Linked DNA regions of Mus musculus: region 1 is linked to region 2. Evidence: chromatin contacts called from ENCODE Hi-C or POLR2A ChIA-PET data. All regions are on one chromosome and are shown on one strand. Each heading gives the region's core, a stretch centred on a gene start or an enhancer-like site at or near the end of the contact. The rest is flanking DNA. Distances are from core to core; before and after follow the strand shown.

What was found. A loop is a pair of places that touch in the nucleus more often than their neighbours do. ChIA-PET counts read pairs that join two places held with the same protein, here RNA polymerase II (POLR2A).
Region 1: a map of left cerebral cortex shows a loop between it and region 2 (6-fold over the local background). The contact joins the promoter of Dmrt2 here to the promoter of Dmrt3 in region 2. A Hi-C loop is called at or near these places in 11 of 37 maps with a recorded cell type or tissue (ES-E14, T-helper 1 cell, heart and 1 more). POLR2A ChIA-PET finds 5 or more read pairs at or near these places in 2 of 5 experiments (both embryonic stem cell).

What each region holds. Positions count from the first base shown.
Region 1 is chr19:25,671,003-25,673,702 of GRCm38, forward strand. It overlaps Dmrt2 (doublesex and mab-3 related transcription factor 2), which reads left to right and starts at 1,409. Exons shown (of 4, transcript NM_145831.3): 1 at 1,409-1,756; 2 at 2,414-2,700. The coding sequence starts at 2,450. 2610016A17Rik (RIKEN cDNA 2610016A17 gene) reads right to left here and starts at 1,237. Exons shown (of 2, transcript NR_045347.1): 1 at 1,076-1,237; 2 at 132-443.
Region 2 is chr19:25,609,107-25,611,806 of GRCm38, forward strand. Dmrt3 (doublesex and mab-3 related transcription factor 3) reads left to right here and starts at 1,431. Exons shown (of 2, transcript NM_177360.3): 1 at 1,431-2,161. The coding sequence starts at 1,693.

The sequences.
Region 1 (2,700 bases), core at 159-2,658, 62 kb after region 2:
GGAAACTAGGGGGTGCTGAGGAACCGGTACCAAGGATTAGTTCCCCCGCTGCCTCAGTGGGGAGCCTTGAAGCTAACAAGTCGCCCCTCAAGGCCCCCAGAGACACTGAAAGAAAAAAATCTACAGGAACATATAGAAAGTCATCTTTATACATTAACTGGATATTAGGAAGCGTTCAACCTCACAAGGGCCTGAGAATACCTGCGCTTCCGGCAGGGAGGCAGGCAGGCAGGCAGCTGGTCTTTGTTCTCACTTAGGCGAGCTTGGTTGACTTGGAATTTTCTGACAGGTTCGGATTAGAGGAAAAGAATCAGCTCCGAAATTTTCTCCCATCAACAGATATCCATCGCCACTGTAGCGCGTGCCCAGGAAATCGACAACCTGTTTTCTGATGTGTTTTCTAACCCGCTCTTCCTGCGGAGGGCTGGATCTTAAGGAGAACCCTTTAAAGAAGCATCGATGGGATTTTTAAATTTAGCTTAAGGTAATAGACTGTCGCGTTGCTTAAAGGACTTCTCTATTATTCGTGGGAAATTTGACTTTGTTTCAAACATTTTTGTGAAGGGTATTTTGAGAGAGAGAGAAAGAGAGAGAGAGAGAGAGAAGAAAGTTAGTTTTCTTGATAATCACTCATTCACACATGCTAAAAGGCTGCTACGTTTTAAAAGTTTTTGTATAAATGCTTGCTTAGATTGAATATTTTTTTGTATCTAAAATTGCTAATGGCGTGGTTTATTTCTATTTGCTCCCAGAATGGACTGTGCTATCCACTGATAACAGGAAACCGTAGATGGGCTGTAGTCGTTGCTGCCACCTGCCTCGCAAGCTCTATGGAAGTAAGGAACTGCTTTGCACCTCGGAGTTATCCACAAACTACAGATATTTGTAAGACATCTGGGCGCTGACCAGCAAGATAAACATGGACTTGTTCGTGCGGAGAGAAGGATGCCAGAGTGCCCACTTTAGAGTGGCCTCTTCTCTCGGCCCAACTGCCGGTCGATGGTTAAACACCGGAGATTATGATATCATCGATAGAAATCAACGCTAACCTTTCTGATCTCTACCCCTTAGTTACCTTCTCGAGAACAACGCGATGTATAAGAGTACGAGAATCAGCTTGTTCTCTAGTCGGCGAGATAAAAGGCGACTGCTCCGCCGCAACCACTGCCCACATTTTTAGGTTTAGCTTCTGGATCAGGGACCCGGCTGCAGCGAAGGCTGGCGGGTGGACTCCGGCGGCGCAGTAGCGCTAAAGGGAAGCTTCCACTGGGCTGAGGAGGAGGGCGCTCAGCCCTAGTGCTCCGGCCAATCGGCGTGCACACCGCCTGAAAACCAACCAATCAGAGGACGCAGAGCTCGGGGTGGGGGTGGGTGGTGGATAATACTAGGAAGGGGAGCTCAGGTCCCCGACTGCAGTGAGTGTCTCTGCGCCGAAAGCAAGCAGGGTGCGCCTGAGGCGGAGTCCTGGGTCCGGGCCGGACCTTTTCCGTCCTCTTTGGACCAGAAGTGGGAAGTGAAGTGAGGCGATCCAGGGTGCAGAGGACCGAACAGAACTTTGCAGAATTTGGAATGTACGGGGTGAGGTTGCTGAGGCCTTGACTCGCCTCCGGCCTCTGTCCCCCGGTCGCCATCCAGTGGGCTCCCGCCTCCTGCTCTCAGACCCAATTCTGTTTGCTCCCACTGCCTGCAGCTCCGGGGGACAGATCCTGAAGCTGGCTCTCTTTTAACTGGGTTGCTAGCCTGAGCCTGGTTCTTGGTGAGTGCTGTGTTGTCGCCGCTGCTCGGGAGCCAGGGAGGGCACGGGGCGTGACTCTTCACTACGGCTTCTTTCTGTTTCTGGTTGTCTTGCCTTAAAGATGAAAATCAAGTTCCCTCAACCTTGTGCGGCTCAAGCACTACTGATACCAGACCAGCTTCTTCAGCTTCATGGCTGTGTCCCCCACTCCCTGTGTGTGTCCTATATAGAGCATCGGTTTAGGGGAACCGGAGGGACGAGAAGACCTCTCTAGAGTCTTTGTGGTGGTGTAGGTCAATGAGAGACATTTGGAAAACGAGGTTTCAAGGTCCCTTGTAATAAAAGGAAAGATAGTTGTACCTTCGACATTTTTATATTTATCATGGCCATGTTAACTGGCTGTGGAAAAGCCTGACAAGTGGCTTAAACTGGCCAGTTAGTAAGGTCAGTGGGTGACTTGTCTGGAAAGGCAGACAGGACTCAGGTTAAAGGTCAGGTGCACAGACCACTTAGAATTAGTAAAATACAAGCTTCGTTGAACTGTGGATCTCGGGTGTGGCCTGTAGAAGAAAACTGAGTAATTCAAGGGGGAAAGCTGGCCTTGCAGAAATTCTGGGCCGAGTCTCAGAGAGGGTCCCTAATTGCGACGGGTCTTTAGGCCTTTTTCTGTCTCCCTAGCGCGCGGGCAACCGAGCCGAACGACAGTCTAGTGTCATGACGGAAGGGCAGGCAGTCCCGGGAGTCGGGGACTGGGAGATCGACGTGGAAAGCCTAGACCTGGAGGAAGATAGCTGTGGGACTCCACTGCGGGCCACGCCGCCGCAGGAACCCAGTCCGGCGGCGGCCGATGGGGAGGAGGACGAGGACGAAGAAGAGGAGGATGAAGATGTGGAGGACGAGGGTGACGGCGAGGAGCCCGGCGTGTCCTCGGAGGTGCCAGGCCGGCCAGAGCAGCCCGGGGGACT
Region 2 (2,700 bases), core at 181-2,680:
AGCAAACTCAAGATTGCCAGCGATGCTCTCTTCCTTGGCTGGCGGTAGGGCTGGGCACTGGAAAGCGACCTCCAGAAAGAGACTATGGTCTCTGTGCAGTTCAGGAGTCAGGTACCGCAGCAGACCCGTTTACGTTAACTTTCACCCACACAGTAAGAAGCGGAGCGCACGTTCCCAGGGGCCGCTAAAAGACCGTCCGGGACTTCCGTTGGCTCCTTCCCACTGAGTTGTTAAAGCGGTCCTGAGCCTACTTTATGCCTTGATTTTTGTTCGGTTGTTTTCTTGGTTGAGTGAAAAAAGGCAGCCTTCTCTACACGTACGTAGTAATACTCGACATTGGACAAACCAATACTGAAAACAAGCAAAGAGTATAAACGAAATTTATGCTGTAAAAAAAAAAGGCTTATGCAGTCTAAGGTTATACAGGAGACTCTTCATCGTCACGCAAAGATTGTTACGAGTAGGGTCTATTCCTTATTCTTAAGTAAAACACAGCGTCTGTGGGGATTTGAACTGGGCAATTCCGGACCTTGGCTGATTCAGTGGCCTTTGCGTGAACAAAATACCAGGTAACTTTGGGGCCACTAATGTGTCTTCTCCCTACACCCTCGGAAAGTTTAAACAGTGCTTAAGAAAAACATCCAAGAGAGCACTTGGCAGTCCAAGGCAGAGAGGTCATTCAAGGCAGAGATTGTTTATTTTAAAGACAAGAGGAGGTTAAGTAGAAAATTGAAGTTACCCTATAAAACGAGTTGTCTTCCTGAAGCCTGACAGATTAAAAAAAAAAATACTCATTTTTCTTCTGTAGCAATGAAAAAGAAACTAGATTGCAAAACCAAGCGAAGAATTCCCGAATCACTACTACCCCTCTTTTGATTCCTCTTGCCAGGTGGAGACTTTCCGGTTCTTGAAACCCGGTTCTCCCGGGGCCGACCTGCGGAGTACCCTCAATTCCCTCGCAAGCTCCGAATGGCTGAGGCCAAGGGTGGGAAGGAAAGCGGTCTAGGGCTCAGTGCTTCGAGGCCAGTGCTGGAGCGACGTGAGAGGGTAGGGGAGAGGCCTGCCGGCTGGCTTACAAACACCCACCCCCCTCCCCATCGTCCCCCGCCCCACACCCGGTCCGCCCAGCGCTCCCGCGGTACCGCAGCGGCGCAGTCCCTCCCGGCTCAGGAAGGGGTAACAGAGCGCTTGGCAGAGGGGGCTGTGAGCGCCCCCGCCTGAGAGGCCAGGCTGCAGGTGGCGGGGAAGGTGAGGTGCAGGAACCCGAGGGGTGCCTGCCAGGGAGGAGGAAAGCGCGTGGGGAGCGCAAGGAGGCTGGGACCCCGATTGGGGGGGGGGTGGCGGCGGGAGGGAGGAGGGACTGGGGGGGGAGGGTGGCGGAGGAGGTGCTGGGTCCAGTCTGCGAGGAAGGGACCAGGGAAGGAAGTGGCTCAGACCGTAATCAGAGCTCTCCCCGGCTCCTTGCAGCTGCTGGAGAGCCTCAGCGTGGGAGGACCTGCGGGTGGAGCCTGCGCCCCGAGAGCGGCGGGCAGAGAGGCGGCACGCGTGGGTACCGGCGGGCTGCGAGCGCCATCGGAGCCGGGGAGACTGCTGCCGTAGCTCCGGCCGCCGCGGACCTTCCGGGGCCTCCCGAGAGCGGGCCTCCGAGCTCTGTGCTCCAGCTCCCGCCGCCGGCCGGGGGGAGCCCTGGGCATGAACGGCTACGGCTCCCCCTACCTGTACATGGGCGGCCCGGTGTCGCAGCCGCCGCGGGCGCCCTTGCAGCGCACGCCCAAGTGCGCGCGCTGCCGGAACCACGGGGTGCTGTCCTGGCTCAAGGGCCACAAGCGCTACTGTCGCTTCAAGGACTGCACCTGCGAGAAGTGCATCCTGATCATCGAGCGGCAGCGGGTGATGGCGGCGCAGGTGGCGCTGCGCAGGCAGCAGGCCAACGAGAGCCTGGAGAGCCTCATCCCGGACTCGCTGCGGGCTCTGCCAGGGCCCCCGCCGCCGGGGGACGCTGCGGCCACCGCCGCTACCGCCTCGCAGTCGTCGCCAGCCTCCCAAGCGTCCCAGCCGCCCGCGCCGCCTCGTCCCACCGCGGAGTTGGCCGCGGCCGCCGCGCTGCGCTGGGTCGCGGAGCCCCAGCCCGGGACGCTGCCAGCGCAGCTTGCTAAACCAGGTGAGAGCGTCTGCGGCGCTGGGGTCGCGCTCCGAATGAGGGAGCTTCGAGGGCTCTTCGGGATCGTGGGGGAAGGCCGAAGACAAGTTTGTGGGAAGTGGACCTGGTTGGACCTGCCCCACCCCCACCAGGCACCGGTTCTTACTCTCCCGGAAAGGGGGTCTCGAGAGTCTGAAGCCGATGGAACCCAGGAGCCCGCCAGAGGGGCCAACCAGATCGCCTGGCTGTGTCCCTATCGTCAGAGGCTTTCCCCGGGTTGAAAGGGAACATAGCAGGTCAATTTTAAAAATAAAATGATGTCTTGGGGAAGACCGACTTTAAACACACCACAATGAGGAGGGTTATCCGGGCTGCGGGTTTTAGACGGGTGGGGGCTCTCACTTGGAGCGAGGGGGTAAGTAGGTGCTGGCTAGCAGTCAGGGCCCAGTGCTTTGCTGTTTCTAGGTGATTCTTGGCTTGGTCCGGAACAGGCGTTTTGTCTCTTACTTAAAGGAACTAGGAGTCGTTTTGTTTTTTTTAGCCAGGCTAAGAGGCCTCAA